Regions from separate parts of the Homo sapiens genome. Here all the other regions are linked to region 1. A link is a contact called in ENCODE Hi-C data. All regions are on one chromosome and are shown on one strand. Each heading gives the region's core, a stretch centred on a gene start or an enhancer-like site at or near the end of the contact. The rest is flanking DNA. Distances are from core to core; before and after follow the strand shown. Region 1 holds the start of AS-PTPRE (lncRNA antisense to PTPRE protein-coding gene). Region 2 holds the start of C10orf143 (chromosome 10 open reading frame 143). Region 3 overlaps ADAM12 (ADAM metallopeptidase domain 12). Region 4 overlaps CTBP2 (C-terminal binding protein 2).

The links. A loop is a pair of places that touch in the nucleus more often than their neighbours do. Pooled maps may share reads with other maps.
Region 2: a map of B cell shows a loop between it and region 1 (6-fold over the local background). The contact joins the promoter of C10orf143 here to the promoter of AS-PTPRE in region 1. A Hi-C loop is called at or near these places in 1 of 168 maps with a recorded cell type or tissue (B cell), 2 of 37 single-sample maps with no recorded cell type and 7 of 50 pooled maps.
Region 3: a map of B cell shows a loop between it and region 1 (31-fold over the local background). The contact joins the enhancer-like site here to the promoter of AS-PTPRE in region 1. A Hi-C loop is called at or near these places in 1 of 168 maps with a recorded cell type or tissue (B cell), 1 of 37 single-sample maps with no recorded cell type and 6 of 50 pooled maps.
Region 4: a loop to region 1 is called in a map with no recorded cell type, with 10 times the contacts of the local background. The contact joins the enhancer-like site here to the promoter of AS-PTPRE in region 1. A Hi-C loop is called at or near these places in 4 of 37 single-sample maps with no recorded cell type and 3 of 50 pooled maps.

Annotation. Positions count from the first base shown.
Region 1 is chr10:128,060,672-128,063,889 of GRCh38, reverse strand. AS-PTPRE (lncRNA antisense to PTPRE protein-coding gene) reads left to right here and starts at 1,465. Exons shown (of 3, transcript NR_136150.1): 1 at 1,465-1,763; 2 at 3,046-3,203. It overlaps PTPRE (protein tyrosine phosphatase receptor type E), which reads right to left. Exons shown (of 21, transcript NM_006504.6): 8 at 2,875-2,951; 9 at 2,175-2,211; 10 at 710-807. RefSeq lists enhancers at 1-382, 722-931, 1,342-1,391, 723-1,922.
Region 2 is chr10:130,109,100-130,112,151 of GRCh38, reverse strand. It overlaps C10orf143 (chromosome 10 open reading frame 143), which reads left to right and starts at 1,322. Exons shown (of 4, transcript NM_001355042.2): 1 at 1,322-1,448. The coding sequence starts at 1,380. LOC102724883 (a long non-coding RNA gene) reads right to left here and starts at 859. Exons shown (of 3, transcript NR_188169.1): 1 at 36-859. RefSeq lists enhancers at 18-147, 628-957, 1,818-1,997, 2,158-2,267, 2,858-3,052 and a silencer at 1,248-1,627.
Region 3 is chr10:126,040,699-126,043,869 of GRCh38, reverse strand. It overlaps ADAM12 (ADAM metallopeptidase domain 12), which reads left to right. Exons shown (of 23, transcript NM_001288973.2): 18 at 722-830. Among named protein-coding and RNA genes, the nearest start is that of FANK1-AS1, 69 kb to the right of the region's middle. RefSeq lists an enhancer at 299-956. Within about 2 kb of position 1,914, at least 19 of the 41 ENCODE cell types and tissues checked have a DNase peak (open chromatin) inside an H3K27ac peak, as active enhancers do; they include B cell, where a contact is called at or near this core.
Region 4 is chr10:125,063,575-125,066,695 of GRCh38, reverse strand. All of the region lies in intron 2 of CTBP2 (C-terminal binding protein 2), which reads left to right. Among named protein-coding and RNA genes, the nearest start is that of MIR4296, 32 kb to the right of the region's middle. RefSeq lists an enhancer at 3,116-3,121. Within about 2 kb of position 1,820, at least 15 of the 41 ENCODE cell types and tissues checked have a DNase peak (open chromatin) inside an H3K27ac peak, as active enhancers do.

The DNA of each region.
Region 1 (3,218 bases), core at 216-2,715:
TGAGCTCACTGCCTATGGCATGGCTCCCTGCCTGTCACTCAACCCCACCCCCGCACCCAGGCTCCCCACAGCCACCACTTCTCAGCCCTGAATTTGAGCCCCTACTCCTTGCACCTGGGACAGAGCTGGCCCAGCACAGCAGATGCTAATGAGTACTTGTTACATTAGGAAACGAATCAGTTCAACTTTTCTTCTTTGTCAATGATTCAAATTCTTATAACGTACATGCATCCTTTTTTGAATTAGAAACAGCTAATTAAATATATTCGGATGACAAATCAACATTTCTTCAATATACCAACGTTTTCCAAAAGCATTTCTCTAGTCTGGATAATAAGCGCGAAATCATGTTCATTTCTAGCCTGAGCTCTGCCGCATGACACGCTCAACATCCTAAAACTCTAAGATTCATGTCTCTCATCAGGCAGGCAGAGCCATGGGGCCAGCCGGGGGCCACTCTTACTTGGGAAAAAAAGGAAACTCTTGTGTCATTGTGTTATCACAGATTAGATAACAGTGAGATGCTGGGGACACAGGGGATTTGTTTCGTGAAGAAAATGCTGTAAGCCACTGCATGTGTTTGGGTTTTTTTCTGCAGTGATAGTGGGAGGAAGGGAGGGAAGTAGGAAAAGGAAGTGGTAAGAACATCCCCAGCCCGGCAGCAGCAGCTGAAAGGAAGTGATACCGGGGCCAGATGCCTGGAACTCACCTCTTTCCTTTCTTTCAAGTTTGTTAACATGACGATGGTCGCAGACTTTTGCTCCCAGACCATTCTCCAGAAGTCGTTAACCGTTTCCTGTTTGGGACCTGTGTGTAGAGGACAATTTCGAAGTCAAAAGGCATGAAGGGAAGTCCCTTTGGGGTCCCAGCCCCGGCACCCTGGCCGTTGGCCCCTGGACAGCTGTTCACTCCCTTCTCAGGCTTGTTGGGGACACACACGTCATGCCCTGAAGCGTTCCGGAACCGGTAGGGGCTGCCTGTCCTGCCACTCACCCACTCCAGCTAGGAACTCCTCAGTGGGCAAGATAATTGGGCCCAGGTTGAGTTATGACGTTCACAGGTAAGAAGCAGGGTTCAGATGAGGGCTGGGTCTACAGCCAAGTGTGGGAGAGCTGGTGAAAGCCTTGCGAGAGGCAGAGACTGGCCAGCCTCACCCTGCATTCCCAATCCCCTCCTCTTTGTCAAAATCTTACTCTCAGCATGGTGCTGTCCAATACGATATGAGCTAAAGTCCCTCGGGAGGGGGATGTGAACAACAGACAAAGTGTCACTAGGAGAAAGTCCTCTGCCCCTATCCACTTCCTGTCTGAGCTGCGGCTATTTTGCAGTCCCGAGCTAAGTGCTACGTGCTGAGGGGGATGGGCGGGGAGATAAGGAAGCCCCTGGCCCTGCTGCTGTCCTGCCGTGGGCTAGCTCCCTGTGGGTGTCTGCTGGCAAGAGAGAAACACATGCTTTCATCTGCTTCAGCCAGGATCGTCAGGTTTCCTGAGGTTTCCAGCTGGGCACATTCCTGATGGCCTCTGCGTGTGCACATGTGTGTCCTTTTTTCTTAGAGATTCTGCATTTGTAACAACTTCCCAGGTGATTTTGATGGACGCTGACTTTCAGAGCTCATTGCCCTAAAGACTCCTGGCCTAAGAGTGAGGAAGTCTGAGGAATCTGGTTTCAGCTCCACTGATATCTAACCGCACGTACACCAGGTCCTGCAGATGACAACCTCTGGTGGAACGGAGTGATGCTGGATTCAGTACTCAACACACAAGGTAGCCCTGTGCAAGGTGAAGGGCACGTTTTCACAGCTGAAGTATATTCTTAGTTATGGCCTTGATCTGAAAAGCTATTCACCCCACTAACCCCTCGCCCAAACTTGGGGAGCCATGTAGGGCTCAGCCAGCTGAGAGAAATTCAAGGTTATCTGACGCAAGTATTAACAAGCTGGAATGGCAGCCGGGGCCATTGCGTGCCCTGTGTTCACACCATATAGGTGTGGGAATAAGTGTGTGTTTCTCTGACTACACATATCCGTTGTGTGAATGGATATCTAACGTGTCTGTTAGGTGTAAACACACACACACAAATCCAGTATAAGTCCTTGGTCTTGTTGGCATACAGAGAAGGAAATAAGAGCTATTCACGTTACCAAAAATACGTTGAGAAATTAATAAAAAGCTTACCTTGAGCTGCTATGAATTTATTCTTCTCTTTGTAACCCTAGAAAAAATAACATCAGATTTATATTTTTTCAGAATTATCTTTGCTGAAAGGATTTGTTGGTGTTGCTGTTAGGAAAGCAGTACATATTCACCATGGAAAATTTGCAAAACACAGGAAAAGGTTAAGAAGGAAAGAAAACTCACCAGCAATTCCAGAAATAACAAATCCTACTTCATACGTCCCCTCTCTAGTCTGTTTTTCTGCCAAACCTTTCCCAGACTCACCCACAAGCAGACATGCAGACATTTCTGTCCTCTAATTGGGTGAACATGTACAATTTATTTTATGTTGTATTTTTAATGGGAATTTTATAATTGATATTAAATGATCTTTTAAAGATTAATACAAATCAAGTTCTAATAGTCCACTGCACATGGTTTTACCACAATCTGTTTAACTACCCATGCTCCCTGTTCTATTTGGTCAGGAATATACATAATGCTGTAGTGAACATCCTCTGTGATCATCTCTGTCTCTTGAATTCAAATTCCCAGATGCTGATGCCAGTGTGTAAAGCACGGGCAGTTCCGTACCCTTTGTGCTTGTGGCCAAACTGCCCAGAAAGGTTGTGACAATTTACACTCCGGGCACCAGACAAGAAAGTGCTTACTGCTCATGCCCCAGCTGGGCCAGGGGAACAAGAAACCTCTGCCCACTTACATCTATGTAGGAAGCATTGATGTAGTCTGAACAGGGAATTCCATCCAGTTGGCTCAGAATCACCCTAGAATGGTCATCTGGAAAAAAAACCCAAACAAAGCCAAGATATTAGGACCAGGAATCACAGTGCTGTCTCTTCCAGAAATCACAGTGCTGTCTCTTCATCTGCAGTGTCAGCTCCTGGGAAGGGCAAAAGCAGCTTCACAGCGACACCAGGGATGGCAGAGATGTTCTTCCTCAGCGTTCCCATGGAGAACACTAGTGTCCTGAGAGAGAATGCACCTGCTTTGGTGAACACTGACTGTCTCAGCTGTGGCATGACGACAAGGGTAGGATTTCAGCAT
Region 2 (3,052 bases), core at 73-2,572, 2.0 Mb before region 1:
ATAATGGTTAAGAACAGGGCTTTGTCAAAGGATACCTTCAACTGCAGCAGAATGATGGACTCAAATCACAGAGACACGACAAAGTGACGGGTAGTCAGCTGTGGGTTGGTTCAGAGGCTCAGGCTGTTCCGGCTCTAGGTGATTTCCTGCTTTCCTAGGGTTCCCACCAGCTGCCCTCATGGTGACAAAAAGGCTGCTGCAGCTCCAGGAAACTTACACTGGGCAAGGACAACAGGAAGAAAACAGCCCCCACCCACCCAACTCCCCTTTTAACTAGAAGATCTTTCCCGAAACTCTGCCTCAACAGACCTCGCTTACTTCTCCCTGGCCCGTACTAGGTCGTGTACCCATCGTTAGCCAATCGCTGGCAACGGATTGGCCCCGTTTTAATTTATCCAAAAAAGGCGCCAGTCTGGGCTGTTTGGAGCAGTCAAGGGAGCTCCGTGCTAAGGCAGGAGGGGCCTGGACATGCGGCTGCAGGAGTCCGGGCCTCGGTGCCCTAAGATGAGGGCTCAGTGGTGCTCAGCACCGCGCCGGGCCAGAGACTGAGCCGCCGCCGGCTGTTGAGGGTTGGTTGGCTGAATCCCCGGCAGGGGCCAGGCGGAGCGAACATCACCGCGGCAACTGCCTCCACAGCACACACTCCCGACAGTGGCTGCGCTTTTCCCCTTCAGCACAGCCCAAAGGCCCCGGCAGCTCAGCACCTGCGACCTCCTAGTGCCCTCCAGCCTACGGAGGAGTAGAAGTCCTTCCGGGGCCTCCCAACCAGCAGCCACCAGCCACCAGCCACAAAAGCCGTGAGCCGCGCGGGGCTGGCCTGAAAGCTCTGCGTCTTCCCACCGCGGCAACAGCAGCTCCCACCCGGAAGCGAGGCAGCCCTGCGGACCACAACTCCCAGAAACACCCGCTGTCTCGCTCAAGCTAATTGACCCGCTGCGCCATCTATTAGCCAACCAGCCACAGGGAGACGGCTCCCCACGAGGCCTAACAACCAATCATAAGACAGAGGAGGCGGGCGCTCCTCCAGCCGATCCACGGGGTGTTGTCAAAAGTTTGGCGGGATCCTGAAAGAATGCTTTCTTTAGAGCCCCACGGCTGCTCCTGTGAAGGGAGAAGCGACAAGCAGAGATATGCAGGGACCTCTCTGCGAAGTAATGACTTGGGGCAGACGGACAACGCCCACAGCATCCCAATAGTCTCAGAAGACTCTGGTCTCTGCTACTCCTGCCTGCGGTCCTCGCCTTGGTGCTCTCGCGCTTCCCGCGGCGTCCCGCCCCTCCCTCTCCTTATTGGCTCCCCAGGGCCTTGTGCGGAAGGGGGCGTGGTGCGCGGGCCTCGGCCAGGCCTGAGATGCCGGGAGGGTTTGACCCTGGGGCTGCATGGACAGCTTAGCGCTCGGCCGCTGGCGACAGCGGAGGGCGGAGGATCTGCAGGTTCCGGGGGACGTGGTGAGCCCCCGGGGCCTGGGCGTTAGGGACGGGAGGGCGGATGGCCCCTGGGCGGGTTCCCACCGCGCCTCGTTTTTGCCGGCGCGGCCCTGCCTGTGAGGAGGCCTGGCCCAAGACACTCGCACGCTCGCGTACGTCCCTGGGAGGGCGTGGCCAGTGATGGGCGTGGCCTGTTAGGGCGGGGTTGTGACGCCGCTCTCCCGGTTTCGCGCCTGCGCGGTCGGGCGCGGAGCTCGGGCACCTTCCTGACCCACACGCTCACTGGGGCTCCAGACCCAGGCTCCCTAAAACATGGGCCGAGACTCATTGCAGGACCTCGGGTGCTTGGTATCCGTGTCATGTCTTCTCCTGCCGTCTACACCTGACTGTTCCTGAGTCTCGTTCACTGAGCGCCTGCCACGTGCCAGGCCCAGGGCTGGGTGTTGGGGGACGAGTACGTGGGGAGCGAACACGCGCAGAAAATTACCCGGCATTGAGCGTGTTAGTGCTTCTTGGGCTGAGTCCATTAACTGATGAGCAGAGGGTAAGATGAGATGGTAATGGGGAGACTTGCACAAGATCCCAGGGTGCGTGGGTAAGTCAGGTATGTGTGAGACTTGAAGGATGACCGGGGGTAGGCAGGATGGGAGGTGACAAAAAACAGTGTTGGAGGAAGGAGCTTAGCGTCTTAGGGGCACTGAAAGAAGTACTGCAGGATTGGAGCTGGAAGACAGAGCTGCTTGGCATTCCTGTATTTTATCTTCCACCTCTGCTTGCAAATTGGCCAGTTCTTACTTAACCTCGTTTATTTCAAAGTTCCTCGCTAGGGGCAGCAGTGAGCAGCCAACATACCGCATATTTGCTTTTTTTTTTCTTCTAGAGCTACACAGGCTTGGTAAGTGCAGGATCCGTCTTCCCAGTTAATACAGGCAGCATTTTTTTAGATGTCTTTACTGCGTAGCGGGAATGACTAGCTTTCTACCCTGCACCATCTCTTTCCTCACTACTCACTGCCTGGCCGTGAAGCCAGTACCACTTAGGTTTCTATCACAGCCGCACCCCTCCTCCAGGTACCAATTGTTATATTACTAGGGTGCAGGTTACCCCAGTAATATAGTAATAATATGGTATAGTAATGTAGTATAGTAATAGTATAGTACAGTAATATAGCAGGTTAGGGTGCTTTTGTAACCAAGAGCCTTCAAAGCACGCTGGCCCTAACAAGATGGAAGTTTGATTCTCCTGCACAGAACAGCATGGACGTGAGCAGTCCAGTGGGGTGGAGCCCAGGGTCACTAAATATAGGCGTAGGGCTGGTGGTACCCAGATCAGGGGATATGCGGGGACCTAAGTTCCTTCCCCTCACACCATCCCCTGGGTGTCACCCTCCTCTGCATAGCCAAGGGTGGCTCACTGCTACTGTGCTACCAGATGGCAGAAAAACAAACAGAAAAGTGACATGATTATGCTGATGTGTTGAGACCTTACTTCACTGCCCTGGAAAATGAAAGGTGTGATCAGGGTGCAGGCAGGGAGGCAAGGCTTGTGGCTACAGTAGTGTGTCAGAGGAGAAGTGGCAGAGGTTTGCACAAGAGAGGGCAGTGGGGTGGTGACACTAGAGAGAC
Region 3 (3,171 bases), core at 665-3,164, 2.0 Mb after region 1:
ATTCTCTTATTTCACAATGAAAAGAATCCACTGTTGGATTCGCACCCTGGTGCGTGACTGGGAGCCAGGGAACAGCCACTGGGAACCTCTGCAAGAAGGAGGCAGGCGTTGCAGGAAGGACACACGGGGACAGGCTTCAGGAAGTATTAGTGGAAATCCCATGCACCCTGCTAGGATTGCAGGAAACAGGATTCCTTTGCTCAGGAAACGGGGGGCCTGCCTCGGACCCCAGCCTGGCGTGGGACCCGGCAGTCACCAGCCTCTCTGAGCCTTCTGTCTGAAGGAGACAGGGATGCGCCAAGCATCTGTCAGGTCCCGCGGTGCCCCAGGGCTCTGGGTCTGTAGCCCCAAAGCACGGTCCCTCCTCACTGCTGAGGGGGCTTCTCCTCATGGTCAGACAGTTTTCCAGATTGAAAAAGGAAGATGGGGAGATGGAGAAGGAAGTGAGGTGGGTGGGGGAGGCAAGCTGATGAACCCAAATAATCTTCATCACTCTCTTTACAGCCACTAATAGGCAGATGATGCATCTTCACAGCCTCAGGTTTGGTCGCCCCTGTGTGGTGTGTAGTGCCGGCTTTGGGCTTATTCGCACCATGGCGTGTGCTGAGTCTGGCTGTGTCAGTGTTGGGGGGGGGCTCTGACCATGGCCCCCCTTGCTTCTGCTGTGGTGATGCACAGAGCATATGCCCTAACCCCACGTCCCTCCCCTCTGCCCTGAAAGGTGTGCAACAACAGGAAGAACTGCCACTGCGAGGCCCACTGGGCACCTCCCTTCTGTGACAAGTTTGGCTTTGGAGGAAGCACAGACAGCGGCCCCATCCGGCAAGCAGGTCAGTGAAGCCCCTGCATCCCGGTGGGAGGAGGCTGAGCACCTGGGGGCGGGTGGGCTCGCCAGCTGTCAGCATGGGTGCAGGTAGAGCCAACAAGAAACCCAGTGGGGACCCCACATGGGTCTACACAGCCTAGGGTCTCCCGCAGTTTCCAGATGCCCCTCTCATCCCTGCCCGATCTTCTCTGAGGCTCCTTGCTCTCTGCTTTGACTGAGTGGCTGAGTTTGCCAGTTCCTTAGCCTGCGACACTTTTCTTAACTAAGGTCATTTCTATAGTGAACTGCTGAATGGGTATGAATGTCATCACTGTATCAAAGTACTTTGTAAAGGCCGACATCTGTGTGGTAGGGTGACAAGGTGTGAAGTTTAATGCCTTTTAAAAATCTTACTGGAAAGACACCCACCTCTTAGTAAAGGTGACAGTCACGGCAGCAGTGGGAGTCATTGCAACAGCTTTTGCATATGGAATGATGTGTGCAGGTGCTGTGTGGTGCATTTTATGCCCATGATGTCATCCCCTCCTTATACAACTCTGAAGAAGGTGGTATGATTCTTTTCTCACATACCTAGGACCTGAGGCTCAGGGAAGTTAAGTAATTTGCCTAATGTGATCTCGCTAAGATTTACACACACACAGGTCTGCCTGTCCCCCAAGAAGCTCTTAGTAGCAGCTGTGCTTGAACTCGTGGCCATTTCTCCTCGGATGACCTTTAGAAATGGTTTACTGGTGCGGTGCTGTTTTCTCTGAGTTCTTATTGGGCAATTCAGGGGCAAGTCTAAATGATGCCTCTTTTCGAGGGAAAGAAGCAAGGCAGGAAGCTGCAGAGTCCAACAGGGAGCGCGGCCAGGGCCAGGAGCCCGTGGGATCGCAGGAGCATGCGTCTACTGCCTCACTGACACTCATCTGAGCCCTCCCATGACATGGAGACCGTGACCAGTGCTGCTGCAGAGGAGGTCACGCGTCCCCAAGGCCTCCTGTGACTGGCAGCATTGACTCTGTGGCTTTGCCATCGTTTCCATGACAACAGACACAACACAGTTCTCGGGGCTCAGGAGGGGAAGTCCAGCCTACCAGGCACGTCTGCAGAAACAGTGCAAGGAAGGGCAGCGACTTCCTGGTTGAGCTTCTGCTAAAACATGGACATGCTTCAGTGCTGCTCCTGAGAGAGTAGCAGGTTACCACTCTGGCAGGCCCCAGCCCTGCAGCAAGGAGGAAGAGGACTCAAAAGTCTGGCCTTTCACTGAGCCTCCACAGCAGTGGGGGAGAAGCAAGGGTTGGGCCCAGTGTCCCCTTTCCCCAGTGACACCTCAGCCTTGGCAGCCCTGATGACTGGTCTCTGGCTGCAACTTAATGCTCTGATATGGCTTTTAGCATTTATTATATGAAAATAGCAGGGTTTTAGTTTTTAATTTATCAGAGACCCTGCCACCCATTCCATCTCCATCCAAGCAAACTGAATGGCAATGAAACAAACTGGAGAAGAAGGTAGGAGAAAGGGCGGTGAACTCTGGCTCTTTGCTGTGGACATGCGTGACCAGCAGTACTCAGGTTTGAGGGTTTGCAGAAAGCCAGGGAACCCACAGAGTCACCAACCCTTCATTTAACAAGTAAGAATGTTAAAAAGTGAAAACAATGTAAGAGCCTAACTCCATCCCCCGTGGCCATTACTGCATAAAATAGAGTGCATTTGAAATACCGCTGCCTCCACCCTGTTCATACATATATAAAATCAAGGCAGGCCATGAGCAAGCATGGCTCACTGCTCCCTGGCCTGGCCATGGCTCAGGGGCTCATTAAACAAGTACTTGTGTGTCTGCCACACACCAGCCACTCTCCTGGGTCCTGGAGAGACATTAAGCAAGAATGACATGGCATAAGTGAGGGGTACGACTGCAGGGAGAGAGGGCATCATGGGAGGGGAGCAACCCCCACAGAGCGGCAGGGGGTTGTCAGGAAGGCTCCTGGGGACCCTGCATCTGTTGAGGTCTGAAGGGGGCGAGGGAAACATGCATTCTGAAGCCGAGATAGCTGGCTGTGCGAAGATCTAGAGGAGTGTGGACTGGCCTGGGCTCAGATTCTAGAGTGCGGACTGGGCCAACAGGAGGGGACACAGGACACGGTGCTCGTGCTGGTCCTGGGGAAGAGGGAAATGGAGTCAGTCACTGCCCGGGCCTCTGGCTTGAGCAACCCTGGGGAGTTCAGCAGGTTCAGTGTGGGGGCCCTGTAAATGTTCAGTTTCATAGATTGATGTATTGAAGATTTATGGATTCACTTTATGGAACTAGAAATTATAGTTCAAGATTTTTGCTGTTCACTTTTTAAATTAACTTTAATTAACTT
Region 4 (3,121 bases), core at 571-3,070, 3.0 Mb after region 1:
AGCTCACGAGTCAGTGGCAGGACTGGAGATTACACTGAAGGTTGGTGCACTGTGCTCCCTGGCTTCTGTGCAGGTGTCACCCTCCTCCACCAGGCAGACTTTGAGTCGTGCAAACAGAAAAGATGCTGCCCACACTTCAGGGCCATGCTTCCAGTCCCCGTGAGCTACCCCCAGCAGGCTCCTGTACGAAACATGACAGCACTTTCTAGGGTGCTTGGCCGTGCCTGCTTCCCCCGTTACATCTGCGCACCCTGCTTGCCTTCCGTTCCTGCCCTGCACTCACCTAGCATGGTGCATGCACCTGACTGCTTAGAAGGCACGGGACGTTCTGACTTGATGTTTTCCCGATTTCTCGCTGGTCCTGATGTTGGTAGCTCCATGTGACACAAAGCATTGAGTCTCTGGCTCTGCTGGGGTTAGGATTTGGGATGTGGCTTGGTAGAGGGGTGGCTGCCTGTGCCTAGCCATCGCCATGTTAACAGAAGCTGTGATGTAGGGGCTCATAGCTCACATCCCTCAGCCAAGAGCCACTGGTCACTCAGACGTTGTCCTGGGTGTTAGGACATCAGCCTGAGCATTAGAGGGAGTTCACCATCAAGAAGATGACGGCTTTTTTTTTTTGGCTAGAGTGCCATGGCACAATCAGGGCTCACTGTAACCTCTGCCTTCTGGGCTCAAGCGATCCTCCCACCTCAGCCACCTGGGTAGCTGGGATTACAGGCGCATGCCACCAAGCCAGGCTAATTTTTGTATTTTTCTTAGGACAGGGTTTCGCCATGTTGCCCAGGCTGGTCTCAAGCTATCCTAGGCTCAAGCTATCCGCCCACCTCAGCCTCCCAAAGTGTTGGGATTATAGGTGAGAGTCACCACACCCAGCCGATGATGGCATTTTTCTGATAGACTGGAAAGCCAGCTGAATGAAATAGCTAGAAGAGGACAGTGACCCTCAGCTTCTTCATATGGAGCACGAATGGATGTAAATTTAGTGGGATTTCTTTTCCACTGGGGCTGGCCACAAGAGCTGGCAGTGTGCTCCTACAGTGAGTCCCTCCTCTAACTTTACCTCCCACTTTCTCCCTCCGGCCCCCTTAGCTCTCAGCTCAGAGACCCACAAAAACAAATCCTGGGGAGCTGACTGCGCAGGATGTGGACTTGGTATTTCCCTGATACTGGCATTTGTTAGCCGGATCCTGCCTCTTCCCTTCGCCACCTCGCCTTCCCCAAAGCCCCTGCGGGCTTTGCTCTTCCTTCCCTTTATTTTGCTGAAGTTGACAGTCAGGTATGAGCTGCATTAAAATGTTGACTCATCCTTGGGTTGTTTTCAATTTTTTAAAAAGTGCACATTGAGAAAAGCACAGATTCATGTGTGCAGCACAGGAAATCATCACAAAGAGAACAAGGCTCTTGTTGGGGGCATTTGAGTTCAAGCAGAGTGCCCCAGTTGCAAGACTTCCATTTGGATCTGATGATGGCTGGACCTCCCTGGAAAGACTGGAACCTGAAGAGCCCAGTCAAAGAACAGTCTGTCAAGCAGCCCCTCCGCAACCACAGTTTTTGTGCAGAGTGGTTTGGGGAGCCCATGGAATGGGGACAGTACGATGTATTTTCTAGTGGCAAACATTTCATCATCAAGTGAGAGTTTCTTTGCTGGGCATTTCCTGTTCTGTGTGAAACAGTTGTGGTTACCTGTGGGTGTGTTTCAGATAATCATTAGAGCATATTCTCTGCTCGTTAAGCAGTAAAACCAGTGAGGTGGGGAAGCTTGTGAAACTGAAATCCCAAATATGCAAAACTTGGCAAGAAAGTAGAGAAGAGCCAGACCAGCTCTGAGCTAAGTCACCAAACCAGAAAGGTTTCATTCTTTGTCTTTTCTTCCTCTGTCTTTAACCACAAGCCTTGGGCTGAATCCCCACATCTCACTACACAGTCAGGGAAGCAGGGTCAAGGCTGACTGGGGACACTGGCGTGGCGGGAATGGGTGAAGTCTCCTGGGTGGATAGTCACCTCTCTGCCTTTTTTGAAACTAAACTTCTCTGATTTTTATTTCAAGTTGTCCTGAAGAACATGATTCTAAAACAGATTCAGAGCACGCACTCTGACTATAAATAGAACATAAGGCAAACTTGGACAATGGATTGTGGCACTTTTTTTTCATGTACCTGAAATTCTTAGAGTTGGGGCTCTCTTCCCTTGAGAAGTAGAACTGCTATTCTTCGGAGACCGATGGGTGACCTCAGCATTGTCCTCACCAAGAACGCTGTTTCCCCAGGGATTGCACCCCTCCCACCACAGTTATTTTTCTCTGAAGGCCTGAGTTTGGAAGAAGTACTTGCCTGTTCCCGTAATTATGGAAACCGGAAGGTAACTTACCTGTTTGTGCCTGGCCTAATTCAGATTAGAAAAAGATCAATCCATTGTTGTCTAATGGACAGGGGACAAATGATGAAGAAAACAGAAATAGCCCATAAAATGATAGGGATGTCCCGGCTCCCAGGCAAACTCTGGTGAAAACCGAGGAGACTATGGTGTTCCCTGAGGTATTCACCATCTAACTGTCTTCCACACCATATATATAAGCTGTTTATAAATTCTTTGTCCTGGCCAAAAATACAAAACCTACTGGCAGTGATTTATTTTTTTAATGCATTTTAAATAACTGGATTCCTATGTGGAATTGGAGTTGGATAATTAAATTACGATGGCCTCTAAAGTTGGGGTGCGGGGGGTTGAGGGCTTCAGCAGAGAGCACCCCTGGAAGGTGGCACTGCAGCCTGGGGGTGGGGGAAAACCGTGCCTGATGGAGTTGCTGCAGGGGTCCCTACACGGGGTGTCCACCCTTCTTGCCCAGACACCCTGTGGCTTTGAGAATCGCTGTGACATAGCCACGGGAGAGCTGTGTCTGCTTAATGCTTTTGTTTACTTTGGAAGTTTGTCCTACATGAATGAATTCGCAAAACTTACATTCCCCGTAAAGCTGTCACTGAGAGAAAACACAGCAATAACTCAGGTGATGTAGTTAAACCACCATTGAGTTTGCGCCATCCATGAGCTGATAAATCGTACAGCTTCATTTGGTAGGAATCAGCAATTTTATGTGGCAATTAATTTTTACTACTGTAGG